Linked DNA regions of Homo sapiens: region 2 is linked to region 1. Evidence: chromatin contacts called from ENCODE Hi-C or POLR2A ChIA-PET data. All regions are on one chromosome and are shown on one strand. The core of a region is the stretch at or near the end of the contact, and the rest is flanking DNA. Distances in the headings are between cores, read along the strand shown.

Region 1 (7,481 bases), core at 2,407-4,906:
CTAAGGCCTAAGAGAAATTAGTCTCATCTTCATGTTTATACTTTTACAATCTGTTTACAGACAAAAGAGCATACACACTCTCATTCAGTCCTTTATCTAAAAGATAATACTCTAAATGCTTAGGATGGTCCTTAAGATGTTACTACTCTGCTCAAAAACTTATAAGGAAAAAAACACATATAGTGCATTGCACTCCAGCCTGCATGACAGAGCAAGACCCTGTCTCAAAAAGCAAAAACAAAAACTTATAGAGGCTCTCTATTATCTACCATATTAAAACATCTAAGAATTTAGTTACTTATCAAATAGCCTTCCCTTCCTTTCCCAACTCCTTTTTTATTACATATTAGTTGAGCATACAATATTCTCTTTAAGTATTATTTTTTAACATAATTTTACACGACAGCACAGCTTCGCTGCTGGAGGTGAAAGATTGTTTCTTGCTATGTTGCCCAGGCTGGTCTCAAACTCCTGGGCTCAAGTGACCCTCTCACCTCGCTCTCATAAAGTGCAAGGATTACAGGTGTGAGCCACCATACCCAGCCAGAACAATATTCTCTACTTTCTAGACATTAACATGGTGGTAACCGTATTTGTCAATCTTATAAGCCCAAAAACTTATGGTCATAAATATCTGAACTCAGACCACCTCAGAATATTTTTGGCATATGTTTGCCATAGCCAAGAATATGCAAAAAAAAAAGAAAAGAAAGTTGAAAACAGTCCCTACCTTGTAAAGACAGTTAAGAGTGGTTGGTACAGGCTAGGGCCAGCCGCAAGTGGCTCACCTGTAATCCCAGCACTTTGGGAAGTCGAGGCAGGGAGATCACCTGAGATCAGGAGTTCAAGACCAGCCTGGCCAACATGGCGAAACCCCGTCTCTACCAAAAATCCAAAAATTAGCCAGGTGTGGTGGCACATGCCTGTAATCCTAGCTATTCGGGAGGCTGAAGCAGGAGAATCGCTTGAACCTGGGAGGCGGAGGTTGCAGTGAGCCGAGATCAAGCCACTGCACTCCAGCCTGGGCAACAGAATGAGACTCTGTCTCAAAAAAAAGAGTGGTACAGGCTGCTCTCTAGCAACCCTTTCACCTTGTCAGAGTCCCAGCTGCCCCCAGACCAACCTTATTCAATCCCACCTTGCTTTTTCTTTTGCTATTCCTTTGACCTTGAAAATCTTATCTTGTGCATAATTCTGTGTCCTCCACTTGCATAAACTACCTCCAAAAAGTTTGCACTTTCTAACCTCTCCATTCTCTGAACAATAACGTAGTAAAAGCTGTCTCTCCTCAACATGAGAAAAACTGCATGTAATTAAAAAATGAAATTGATAAATTTTGATATGACTTTTAATGTTTTAATACCAACAATAATTTAAATGGTCATTATGCATTCCTTAACCCAAGTACCTCCCTTCATAAAGTAATCTGTCTCTCCCACCTTGGAACTTCCATTGTATTTCATTCCTCTATTGCGCACACTGATTTTCTCTTTTGTATTATGATTATGGTTCTCTGTCAATGCTTGTCCTCTATGAGATTATAGTTCTTTGAGGGAAAGTACTGTGTCTTACTCTTATTTGCACCCTTTCTAGTTCTCAGCACAATGCCTGGCATTGTACAGATACACAATGTACTTTTGTGTGTGTGTGTGACGGAGTTTCGCTCTGTCACCCAGGCTGGAATGCAGTGGTGCGATCTTGGCTCACTGCAACCTCTGCCTCCTGGATTCAAGAGATTCTCCTGCCTCAGCCTCCCGAGTAGCTGGGACCACAGGCGCGTGCCACTGCACCTGGCTAATTGTTGTGTTTTTAGTAGAGGTGGGGTTTCACTATGTTGGCCAGGCTGGTCTCGACCTCAGGTGACTCACCTGCCTCGGCCTCCCAAAGTGCTGGAATTACAGGCGTGAGCCACCACGCCTGGCCACAATATAAATTTTTTTGAATGAAGGAAGGAATTAACCGACAGAGATTTATATGATGATGTTACAACCTCCTTTTCCATATAAGCCCATCAGACAGCCTAGAAATAAAACACTTACTAAAAACAGTTCAGAGAAGTCTATCTGTGAAACTGTCGGTATGATGTAATTCTAAAGAAAGTTAGGGGGGGACCCCCAGACTATATGGAAGGCTCAGTCTGCTTTTTAGTGCTAGTTTCACAACAAGCAAAATAACCATAGTGTCTCTTGAGAAATAAGCACTAATTTTAGAACTAATAAGTACTAATTTTAGAACTCCATATATTAATGGTTTATAGCCTCTCCTTTCTCAGTGGCAGGACTGAGAAATAGGAGCTTGCGGTATGAAATCAGAATACCTGAATTTCAGTCTCACCTCCATCACATATTAGCCATGTGACCTTGGGCGAGTTGTTTAACCTCTCTTTGCCTCAGTTTCATCACTGGCAAAATGTCGAAACTAACAGTAGACTCCCTCAAAGGGATGGTGTGAAAATTAATGACAACATATTTAAACCATTTAGAATAGTACCTGGCACTTCGTGTTTTAAAGTGATAGAAATATACCATACTTGCCTTATATCCTCTATTGGTAAATTCCATGTTAAGGGCAAAATTTCTTTTTTATATCGCACCAGGGTACCTAGCACAGTATGTAACAAATACTAGACGCTCAAAAAAATGACATGCATTATATTTGAGGTAAATAAATTGAATGCACAAGAAAATAAAGGTATTTTAAAAATGTAAGTGCAATTAATATAAATTAAAGGGCTCTCGACATATCATTTGCATATCTTCAATTTTTCCTTATAATTAGTTGCTGGCTATCTTACGATTTTATCTTTTTCTTGCCCTCTTCAAAGCATGTAGTTTGGTGTAATGCACATTATAGCCCTCAGAATTGCTGGCCTTCTGACAAGCTAGCTGTTTGGATATTGTGAGGGATGAGGTTGCTGCAGCAAAAAGTGGGTTACACGACAGCACAGCCTCGCTGCTGGAGATGAAAAACCAATAATCCCAGAAAACAGCGCATAGGGTAGGCTGGGCCAGCCGAGGATTATGTGAAGGTTCGTTGGGACCCTCCGGAGGCCAGTGGGGTACTGCAAAGGTGAGTGCCCCAGTGCCAGGGGTCGTGAGCCCGGAGCCCTGCGGGGGACGGCTGGTAGGCCCTGCTGGATGAGTCATTCTCCCCACCCCGGGCACGTGCTGGTGGCGGCATCCACCCGGACCCCGCCTTCCCCCCACCCAACCCCCGGCGCGGAACGCGAGCGGTGAGCGGCCCCAGCGCCCCCAAGGCGCCCCCTCCGGGCCGCCTCCTCCGGGCGGGCACTGTCCTTGCCGCAGTCGGCCGCTGGCGCAGTCCCCGCGCCGCAGTGCCGGGCGCTCGTGGGGGGCGCCCACGGGCACCTGGGCCGTCTGCTCATCGGAGCCGTCCGCCGTCCTCCCGCATTCCCACGGCGCCCCACGCCCGCGCGCCCGTCGCCGGTCACCCGCCGCCCGCGGAGCCGCGAGGGCGTCTCCTGGAGGCGCAAGAGGACTGGGCGGGGCGGGGCGCGCCCACCGGCCGGCCCAGGGCACCTCGCGCGGGTGCACACGCCGCAGCCCCCCGGGGCGGGTGGGTGTGCTCCGGCCGCGCGCGCCGCCGCCGCCGCCGCCGCCGCCGCCGCCTCCTCAGCCTGCCGCTCCGCCCGCGCCGCCTGCTGCCGGCGCTCGGCCCAGCACGCCGGCTCTCGGGCTGCCGTGGGCTGCGCGGGGCCCGCGGTGTGTAGAGTCCGCCGCCCCGGAGCCGCGTCCCGCACCCGGACGGTCCCGGTAAGCGGGGGCGGGGGCGGCGGGGACCGGGCCGTCACCTGAGGGGCGGGTCTGCGGCCGCGGACAGTCCTCCGGGACTCTGAGGTGCTTGTGTGGGAGCCGCCTCCAAGGTGGCCCCCCTGTGTCATTGGATGAACCCCAAGTAGCTGCTGCCTCTACGCCTTGGGGGAGTCCCTGAGGTGCTGTGGGGAGCCGCCCCCATAAAGACCCCCTGTGGGAATGGACTCCCGCGGCGCTGTCTGCATTTGCTGCCATAGGGAGCCCCAGCGTGGAGGGGACTGGCCCCAGAGAGCCCTTCTGTGTCACTGTGGGAGCAGGCACAAGGGTGGTCTCTGGAGCTGGCTCAATGGAAGACCACCTGGGAACATAGGGGAGCCGCAGGAACCTCGAGGTGGTGGAGCCCCCAGAGGGCTCCCTAGAAAAGGAGGACCTGAGACTGTGCCCTAGAACTGTGGGAAGCAACCTCTGACTGGGGAGGGGGATCCTCCCATGGGATCCATGAGTGACTTCCCACGGCTCCAAGGACTTTGGCCTCCACCGGGATCCCTGTAGGGTTCCATGTGCCCTTACTTGTATCCCCACACCGTGGCCCAGAGGTGGGGGCCTTCTAGGGCTGCAGCCTCTTTCCATTCCTCCTCTTTCCCCATTCGGATTTTTCTTCTCCATGGTAGCCCAGTTGCTCCACGCTGCATTTTAGTGGAGACAGAAACTGCTGCGAGAGCACAGGGCCCTAAGCCGAGGATGAGGACCAGTGAGGCCTCTAAAGCAAAGATAGGAGATTTGAGCCCCTAGGTTTGACCGTGCGGAAGGAAGCAGTAAGATCAGGTGGAATAACTGACTTTGGCAGGTCCTGGAGGGAAAGGCCTTTGAAGGAAGGAATAAAGGATGTATGGGATTGTTGAGCACCAGTACGCTAGGCAGTATACTAGGTATGTTTAAACATCTCATATAACTCTTACAACAGCTTTGTGAAATTATCCCCTTTTAAACATTGAGACTCAGAGAGGTTTAGCAATTTGCCCAAGGTCACAAAGCTGATGAAAAACATAATCATAAAATGTTTTTCAAATTTTATTTGGGAAAAAGTACTAAGGAGCAGCAGAAGAAAGAATAGATATTTGTTAATAAGTTGCATTAAGGTGCCTGCCGAGCATAGGGTTTTGCAGTGGTACAAGCTCAGTAAATGTGATGATTAAATAAGTGGATGAGGACAGTTTAACTGGCCATGAGATTGCTGCAGGAACTGATTTCCACAGAATCCCCAGATTTCAGGGTGTGGCTTCCTTCACTGGCAGTCCCACTGTCATGATGCCTTGGGGTGGCTCTGGACCTAATTGAGGCCTCTGGGTGTGGTTTTTGACAGGGCTTTCTCTGGGGATCTAGGGGGACCCTTCTGCGGATGGAGTGTCCCAAGACCACCCTACCTGCTACCGAATACTCGAAGGAGAGAAAGGAGAGACAGGATCACTTTTAGGAAGCACGATCCACACTGTCCTTGTGACCCTCTGACTACATGCACCGGTGGACAATGGTCCACAGATAGCACTCAGGACACTTTTGCCCAAGAGTGCCTCTGCATGAGGAGGAGGAGGACAGGAAAGGTGCAGAGCCAAGGAAGGCTCACTGGGAGTCTGTTAGGGGGAGCGCAAAGGGTCTGCGCCAGACATAGTGTTGCCTCCTCATCTCGCCCCCTCGTTGTTTTCATTCTAGCTGAATCCCAAGAGTTCAACTTTGAGCTCCAAGGATGGATTCTGGTTTCTTGTCCAAAAACGGAGTGGTGAGAGGGCCAAGCAATGATATTCATTAGAGCCATTCTGGAAGGGTTTTCCTGCTCCCCTTCCCTGCTTTCTTCCACACAGTCAAACCTAGTTAAATCCTCCTTGAACAGAAGTGGCTTCCTTTGGCTCCTGGAATTACATAGTGAGGAGAGAGACCAAGCTAGTGGGAAAACAGAACAACATAGTTTACCAGTTGTTAGATTTTTTTTCTTTTAACTCAGTGATGCTACCTTGCGCGCAACTCAGTGGAGTAAAGCCCGACAAAGGTTTTTGTTGGTTAGGACCTCCCCATTGTAAAGTTGTTTATAATCCCCCTTTCAGTTCAAACCCATCTGATCAGCTTAACAGATCAGAATAAATAGGTAGGCATATATTTAAAGAAAGTCAGAAGGACCAAACCTGAAGATATGATCTTTGTTCCAGATCATTGATTTGTCATTGAGGTTTTATTCCTAAATTGGTCTTTTGTTGAGGGTGCTTATTATCACACCCACTCATGACCCTGGAAAAATCACTAAATGGATCCAGGCTCTCCCCTAATCTTGGACCTTGGATATCAGCTTCCCCATGTCCAGCATTGGGTAAAATTAAGATTTCAAAAATCCTAAGAATACAGCCTAACTCTCCCTAGTCACAGCATGAGTCTGCAAATCAAATCATTCCAGAATGTGCACGAAAGATGTCACCAGGTGGCCTTAACCTTCTCAAAAATGCTCTCTCCAAAGGGAAATAAAAGGGGAGAGAACGGCTCACCCAGTTTCATTTGAGCTTACCCAAATGTGTCTGGATTTTACTGTCTGGATTTCTCAACCTTTGATCTTTCACATATTCTCCAATCTTCTAACATTGTCTTCTTCTAACATTTGCCATTCCTTTCCTTCAACATGGATAGTAAGACCTCCCCAGGCCCATTTCCCCGACTCCTTGCAATTTTTTCCACTACACCTGTTCCTAAGTGAATCACATTCATGCAAATAGTTTCCCTTCTCTTTAGCTACAGAATCTATTATCTTTTAGTCCCACACGCTTCTCTCCAGCAGTGCTGCTTGGCTTCTGCTATCTTCATGTCCCAAATTGATTTATTCATTTCTGATGGGAATATCATTATCCACTCCACCCCTCAATCTTAATGACCAAATTCTGACAGGAATTGCTTGCCAGCTTTGGACCAAGAAACCAAGACCATCAGTGTCCAGCTGAAGACATGATTATTTTTTCCATTAGCACATCCCCCTCCATTCTCCCCACTCTTCCAGCAATCCCCTCAGAGACTCACTTACATTTACTAAGTGCTACTTACTTGCCAGGCACTATGCTAGATAAATATGAGAGTTTCTTGCCCTTGAGGAGTTCACATAGAATCAGTCTGCATTTCTCTAATCATTCACTATAAAGAGTAGGAAAAGTAAGGGGGAAATTATGGCATTACAGAATATCCACAGGAACCAATATAGAGTATGCCTTTTCCCAAGCATCACTGAAACTCAGCTGCTGTGCTATGCCTCCTCTGGCAGCCACATTCAGCCCTCCTGCCAGTGCCCTGCCAAAATTACTTTTGCCCATATACTCTGAGTGTAAACTGACCACATTTTTGCCTTCCTTATGATAGTAATGACAGAACCTTTTATTTAGATAGCATGTTACAGTTTATGAAGCCCTTTTAGATATATGTTGGCTGTTTGGTTTTGAGAAATGCTTCATCTTACTGGGGTCCTCTCACTGAAGCAGAGCTGTGTGGGCTAATTGGCTCTCTCTCTTTTTGTATGTTTGTTTTTTTGAGGCTTAGGAGTCTCCCAGAGGGAAAGCCCCAGTGATTCACTACAGTCACCACCTACGAGCTCTTAGGTTGCGAAGGAGTTTCCTGTTGGGTCCTAAGGCCAAACAATGCACTCACTGGTCAGCGCTGGAACTTATCAGGGCAGTCCCTCTT
Region 2 (7,481 bases), core at 4,982-7,481, 93 kb after region 1:
CTATCTATCTCCAGGCCCAGGAGAACCCTCAAACTCTAAGGTTCTGGTCTCAGGCAAGAGAAAGGACAAGGCTTCAGCCTCATCCTCAGCCAAAAAGAGAGAGCACCCTAGGAAACCCAAAGCAGGAGACCATAGAAGAGGGACTGCAAGGTTGGGGTTATCCACAGTCACAGGGAAGAACCACCCTGCCCAGGCCAGAAGCCTAGTAGAGGCCCCTGTAAGCACATTTCCCCAAAGGTCTCAACACAGGGGCCAGAGCTCTCAACACACTGCTCTTCCCCAGCTGCTTCTCCCCAAAGCTTCGGGTCCCCAGGATCAGCCAGAGGCAGGGCGAAGAGCAAGTGACATCCTGACCCCTCGCCACTGTAAGCACTGTCCTTGGGCCCACATGGAGAAGTATCTCTCCTTCCCTACCCTCAAGGCTTCCCTTACCAGGGGTTTGCAAAAGGTGTTAGCCAAATGCCTGGATAACCATCGACCCCTACCCACCAAATCTAGTCAGTAGAGAAAAGGCTGGTAATACTAGCACTTGGTATGCCAAGACCTGAAGCCAAACCAGGGGGAAGGTGGGGATGTGGAGACAAGAAATGGAAATTCTAATAAACTAGCTGAATTAGATAAATCCCATTCATGTCTTCTTTGGAATCTAGGGTACTGAAAATGTCAATTCCCAATTCTGCTACAGCCATAGCCCCTCAGTTTCAAGTCCCAGTAGAGCACTCAGGATTCTGCAGGCTTAACTCTTTTGTGGATCTTCACAGATGATCACATCTGGAGTCCACACATCCCTACTCTATAGGGTGAGGCTACAGGGCCAGGTCAGCATAGCCCAAAGCCGCCCTTGAGAGGGAACGACTTCACAGCATGTGAACAAAAAACTACATCCATTCACACGAGCACAGGTCATCTGAGTCTAGGCAACTGTGCTTTGTCCTGGGTATTGTTCTCTTCTTCATCCACTTGACCTGTAAGTTCTCCACGTATCTTTCTGACCATTTCTTCTCAGCCCTCTGCTCTTTTCTCTCCCTGGGTCAGCTCATCCATCTCCAAGGCCATGAAAACAAGTGTCTTTTAATACGTCTAGTAACCGTCTGGATTTCTATAATCACCGGGTCATATCCTCTACCCATTTTCTAATGCACTATTTGTTGGACATTGTATTAGTCAATGTATTACAGTTTTCTACTGCTGCTGTAACAAATTACCACAAAACAAATTTATTTTGTCAGAAGTCTGACACGGAGCCTGGGTGCAGTGGCTCACATCTGTAATCCCAACACTTTGGGAGGCTGAGATGGGCTGATAGCATGAGCCCAGAAGTTTGAGACCAGCCTGGGCAACATGACAAAACCCTGTCTCTACAAAAAAAAAAAAACAAAAAAACCACAAAAATTAGCTGGGCATGGTGGTGCATGCCTATAGTCCCAGCTACTGGGCAAGGTGAGGTGGGAGGATCACCTGAACCAGAGAGGTCAAGGCTACAGTGAGCCACTGCACCACTACATGCCAGCCTGGGCAAAAGAGACCCTGTCTCCTCCCCGCAAAAAAAGTCTGACACATGTCTCACAGGGCTAAAATCAAGGGGTTGGCAGGCCTACATCCTTTTCTCTAGGCTCTGGGTAGGATTCACTCCTTGCCTTTCCCAGTTTCTAGAGGCTGCCCACATTCCTTGGTTACTGACCCCCTTCTTCTATCTTTAAAGCTAGCAAAGGCAAGTCAAGTTCTTCTCACATTGTATCACTCTGACCTCTTCTGCCTCCCTCTTCCACTTTTTTTTTTTTTTTTTTTTTTGAGATGGAGTCTCGCTCTGTCTCCCAGGCTGGAGTGCAGTGGCACGAACTCGGCTCACTGCAAGCTCCGCCTCCCAGGTTTTATGCCGTTCTCCTGCCTCAGCCTCCCGAGTAGCTGGGACTACAGGTGTGCACCACCTACGCCGGGCTAATTTTTTTGTATTTTTAGTAGAGACAGGGTTTCACCATGTTAGCCAGGATGGTCTCGAACTCCTAACCTCGTGATCCGCCCGCCTTGGCCTCCCAAAGTGCTGGGATTACAGGCGTGAGCCATTTTTTTTTTTTTTTTTTTTGAGACAGAGTTTCACTCTTATCACCCACGCTGGAGTGCAATGGCACAATCTCGGCTCACTGCAACCTCTGCCTCCTGTGTTCAAGTGATTCTCCTGCCTCAGCCTCCTGAGTAGCTTGGATTACAGGCATGCGCCACCACGCCTGGCTAATTTTGTATTTTTAATAGAGATGGAGTTTCTCCATGTTGGTCAGGCTGGTCTCAAACTCCTGACCTCAAGTGATCCACCCGCCTCGGCCTCCCAAAAAGTGCTGGGATTACAGACATGAACCACTGCGCCCGACCCTACCTCTTCCACTTTTAAGGACCCTTATGATTACACTGGACAAAGCTGAATAATCCAGGACACCCTTCCAATTTAAAGTCAGTTGATAGCCAGGCGCAGCAGTGGCTCATGCCTTAACAGTCCCAGCATTTCAGGAGGCCAGGGCAGCTGGATCGTTTGCGGCCAGGAGTTCAAGACCAGTCTGGCCAATATGGCAAAACCCCATCTCTACTAAAAATACAAAAATTAGCCTGGCATGGTATGTGTGCCTGTAATCCCAGCTACTCCGGAGGTTGAGGCAGGAGAATCGCTTGAACCCAGGAGGCGGAGGTTGCCAAGATCATGTCACTGCACTCCAGCCTTGACGACAGAGCAAGACCCTGTCTCTAAATAAATAAATGAAGTCAGTTGATTAGCAACCTTAATTCCACCTGGAACCTTAATGCCCCTTTTTCCATGTGAAATAATATATACATAGGTTCCAAGGATTACGACGTGGGCATCTTGAGGGCCATGATCCTGCCTACAGAGATAGTGACCCAAACTATTATGTATGTTCCAAATATTTTCTTCCAATTTGTATCTTATTGGCTAATTTTATGGTGACTTCTATTGTATCAAAGAAAAATTTTTTTATGTAGTTAAATCTACCAACACTTTACTTCATGACTTCTAAAACATTTTCTCCTGGCACTTTGATAATTTTGCATATTTATGTTTTAGATTACCGATTTTTATGGTATGAGGTGATAATCTAACCTTCCCCAAAATCATGTCCAATTTACCAATACCATTTTTTAAAAATAGAATGTCTTGAGCCCATTCCATTAAATATGGTGTATTGTAAAAACATGAGTCATTTCTAAGCATCTCTAGGCTTCAGGTCCCCATATTCAACAGCATACCAGACATTATCTCATATTTGACTTGTCCAAAAACGTATTTTCCCTTTAACTTTTTCCTCCAACACGCCCATTCCTATCAAAATGCATGACATCCACCTAAATACTTAAGCTTTGACTCTTCCTTCCTCCCTGATCTAAGCCATCACCAAATCTTGTCAGCCAGGCTCAGTGGCTCATGCGTGTAATCCCAGCACTTTGGCAGGCCGAGGTAGGAGGATCATTTGAGGTCAGGAGATCGATACCAGCCTGGGTGGTACCCCATCTCTACTAAAAACACAAAAATTAGCCGGGTGTGGTGGTGTGCACCTGTAATCCCAGCTACTTGGGAGGCTGAGGCAGAAGAATTGTTTGAACCAGGAGGCGGAGGTTGCAGTGAGCTGAGATCATGCCACTGCACTCCAGCCTGGGCAATAGAGCAAGACTCCATCTCAAAAAAACAAAACAAAACAAAACAAAACTTGTCAATTATACCTATGAAATGTATTTCAAATCCATCTTCCCCTCTCCATTTCCACCATCACTATTGTCTTAGTCATTATTTCTCACTAAATTGGTTGCTCTATTCCTTCTAATCCATCCTGCACATGGCTACAATTCTCTGGAGATCAACTGCCCCGATCTCTTCAACAAGTGTCATAAAAGTTTGAGTAAAAGGCTAGGGGTGGTGGTACATACTTATAAGCCCAGCTACTTGGGAGGCTGAGGCAGGAGAATCCCTTGAGCCCAGGATGTAGTGTGCCATGACGATTGGGAACCGAATGATGCTAAGTTTGGCATCAATAATGGTGACCTTCCAGAAGTGGGGGACCACCAGTGCCTAAGAAGGGGTGAACTGGCCCAGGTGGGAAACACAGCAGATAAAATTCCTGCACAGATCAGTAGCGATATAGCACCCGTAAATAGCCACTACACTCTTAGCCTGAGCAACAGAACGAAACCCTGTCTCTTATTTTTCAAAGTTTGAATAAAGGAATCTAACAGATGCCAACTTGTGGACCTAGGTTAGATATTGGTTTGGTCCAAATAGCTGTGAATGATATTTGGGTCGCTTGGGGGAAACTCCGAATATGGTATGGGTATCTAGTTTGGTTCTTGACCTCTAGAATTTTGCTTTTAGGGACAGGGTCATGCTCTGTCACCCAGGCTAGGGTGCAGTGGTGTAATCACAGCTCACTGCAGCCTCTAACTCCTGGGCTTAAGTGATCCTCCTGCCTCAGCCTCCTGAGTAGCTAGGACTACAGCTGTGTACCACCATGCCCAGCAAACTTTTTTTTTTATTTTTTGTAGAAATGAGGACTCACTCTTGTTGCCCAGACTGGTCTCAAACTCCCGGCCTCAACCAATCCTCCTGTCTCGACCTCTCAAAGTGCTGGGATTATAGGCATGAGCCACCATCACCACGCTCAACCAAGAACATTTACATAAAGGGAAAGGTAAAGATACTGACCAAGGCCGGGCACGGTGGCTCACATCTGTAATCCCAGCACTTTGGGAGGCCGAGGCGGTGGTGGATCACGAGGTCAGCAGATCGAGACCATCCTGGCTAACATGGTGAAACCCTGTCTCTACCAAAAATACAAAAAAATTAGCCGGGCTTGGTGGTGGGTGCCTGTAGTCCCAGCTACTAGGGAGGCTGAGGCAGGAGAATGGCGTGAACCCAAGAGGTGGAGCTTGCAGTGAGCCGAGATCTCACCACTGGACTCTAGCCTGGGCAACACAGCAAGACTCCATCTCAAAAAAAAAAAAAAAAAAGATACTGACCAAAACGAAAAAGTTATAATGCAGTATGATCTCAATTTGGGTTTAAAAATACCACATGTATAGACACGTACACATACACAAAAAAGATCCAGAAACATATGCACTAAAGTTATTAAAACAGTGATGACCTCTGGTTATTGGAAATATTTTTTTAATTTTGCTTATATTTTTACCAATTTCTTTCTTAGACAGGGTCTCATTCTGTCACCCAGGCTGAAGTGCAGTGGTAAGATCACTGTTCACTGTGGCCTCTACCTCCTGAGCTCAAGTGATCTTCCTACCTCAGCCTCCCAAGTAGCTAGGACTACCAGCACACACAACCATACCCAGCTAATTTTTGTATTTTTTGTAGAGATGAGGTCTTACCAAGTTGCCCAGTCTGGTCTCAAACTCCCAAGCTAAAGCGATCTGCTTGCCTTGGCCTCCCAAAATGCTGGGATTACCAGTGTGAGCCACCACGCCCTGGCCTATTTTTCTAAATTTCTACAATGCACATTACTGCTTCTATAAAAATAAAAGGTTATTTAATGTAAAGTGTCTACGCATAACCACGTACATGTGATTGACAATATTGTACTGTACACTTGGAAACCGTTGGATGAATTATTTGGATTTTTTTTTTTTTGCCACAAGAAATAAATTGAATTATTTAACGCTGAAGCCTATGTCACTTTCTTGCCTGAATCCTCCAGATGACCCACACCTGTAAGAAAGTTCAGTCCTGGCATTTGAGGGTCTTCACAACATGGTTCCTGATCTCTCCAAATTTACCCCAGGACTCTTGTTGCTAGTCTAACTTTAAGCTTTATGAGCAAGTGCTGTACTTTCTGACCTGTGCCTCAAACTGTTCTCCTCCACTTCTCCACATCAAGTTTCCCACCTTCCTTTAAGGCCTAGAAACCGTATTTTACATGGCATTGCCTTCCTTGCAGCCCCATTAACACTGTGTGCCTTGTTGATAGCTTCTGTTTCCTGATAGTAAGGCTTTAACATGAGGTTCTCTGAGGTCAAGCTCAAATTCTCAATCCAGTGCTCTTTCCACTCTATCATATTCCCTCTACTCTGTATATTTGGTTGAGAATCAGCCAGTCAGAAGGTACATGCTGCTTCCTTGATTCCTCTCACTAGTGTCACTGTTCTGTTCCAAAGCTTTATTTAGCTCAAACCTGTCAACAGGGTCTGAGTCCAAAACTCACCACCTGCTGGCCAAGGGTGGAACTAAAGGTACTTTTCCCTCTCCCACTACTATGGTCTCCAAAGACAATGCAATTCTGAATTTCCATTTTACATGGGAACGTGAGTTCACACTTATCTGAGTAGCTTTATAAAAAAAAAAATCCAAATCCTATATTAAGTATTTTAAAGCTCCTAGTGGGTTGTGGGGCTGAGCAAGGGTTAGCAAACCATTTGACACTTGCCACAGTTCAGCTGAAATGGAAGACCTGCATCCTTCACGGGCATTGTGTCCACTGAACTTTCAGGGGAATTTGTAGGATCAGTACCTTAGATCGATCTATCTAGATATATATAGATAGATCGATTTTTTTTTTTTTTTTTGAGACGGAGTCTCCATCTGTCGCCCAGGCTCACTGCAAGCTCCGCCTCCCGGGTTCATGCCATTCTCCTGCCTCAGCCTCCCGAGTAGCTGGGACTACAGGTGCCTGCCACCACCCAGCTAATTTTTTGTATTTTTAGTGTAGACGGGGTTTCACTGTGTTAGCCAGGATGGTCTCGATCTTCTGACCTCGTGATCCACCCGCCTCAGCCTCCCAAAGTGCTGGGATTACAGACGTGAGCCACCGCGCCTGGCCAAATATAAACATAGTTTAAGACATTAGATATGTTGTTCCATCTTTGTTTTTGCCTCTATGGCATACTGCTGGTCCTCTATTTGATACCACATTCTTGGTCTGAAACCCAACCTCTAATCGCAGTGTTTACCCTATATAAAGTGATCAGCTACGGTAAGATCACATTCCAGTTTCTTTCTAGGTATAATGTGAGGGGAAAGATGGACTGCCTATACAATTTGCCTCTTGGTTTAAGTATGCAGGCTTCCACAGTTTAGAAAGCATTTTTCAATCATTTTGTCAGACTAAGAAACTTGAGGCCCCAAAAGAGCTATCACCTTGTTCACAGCTATACAGGTATAACTGGCAACTCACATGTAGAAGAATGAAACTGGATCCTCATCTCTTACCTTATACAAAAATCAACTCGAGGCCTGGTGCAGCAGCTCATGCCTGAAATCCCAGCACTTTGGGAGGCTGAGGTGGGTGGATCATCTGAGGTCAGGAGTTTGAGACCAGCCTGGCCAACATGGGTGAAACCCCATCTCTACTAAAAATACAAAAATTAGCCAGAGGTGTGGTGGTGCATGCCTGCAATCCCAGCTACTTGGGAGGCTTGAAGCAGGAGAATCACTTGAGCCCGGGAGGCAGAAGTTGCACTGAGCTGAGATGGAGTAC

The links. Hi-C counts contacts between places; a loop is a spot of excess contacts on that map. ChIA-PET counts read pairs that join two places held with the same protein, here RNA polymerase II (POLR2A). Pooled maps may share reads with other maps.
Region 2: a loop to region 1 is called in a pooled map, with 2.4 times the contacts of the local background. The contact joins the enhancer-like site here to the promoter of PHF24 in region 1. A Hi-C loop is called at or near these places in 3 of 50 pooled maps. POLR2A ChIA-PET finds 5 or more read pairs at or near these places in 4 of 52 experiments (H1, K562, T-cell and 1 more).

The regions. Positions count from the first base shown.
Region 1 is chr9:34,954,629-34,962,109 of GRCh38, forward strand. It overlaps PHF24 (PHD finger protein 24), which reads left to right and starts at 3,657. Exons shown (of 8, transcript NM_015297.3): 1 at 3,657-3,773. RefSeq lists an enhancer at 2,216-2,355 and a silencer at 3,705-3,784.
Region 2 is chr9:35,045,365-35,052,845 of GRCh38, forward strand. SPATA31G1 (SPATA31 subfamily G member 1) reads left to right here. Exons shown (of 2, transcript NM_203299.4): 2 at 1-622. The coding sequence ends at 505. It also overlaps the pseudogene RN7SL338P. Among named protein-coding and RNA genes, the nearest start is that of SPATA31G1, 6.9 kb to the left of the region's middle. Within about 2 kb of position 6,232, at least 2 of the 41 ENCODE cell types and tissues checked have a DNase peak (open chromatin) inside an H3K27ac peak, as active enhancers do.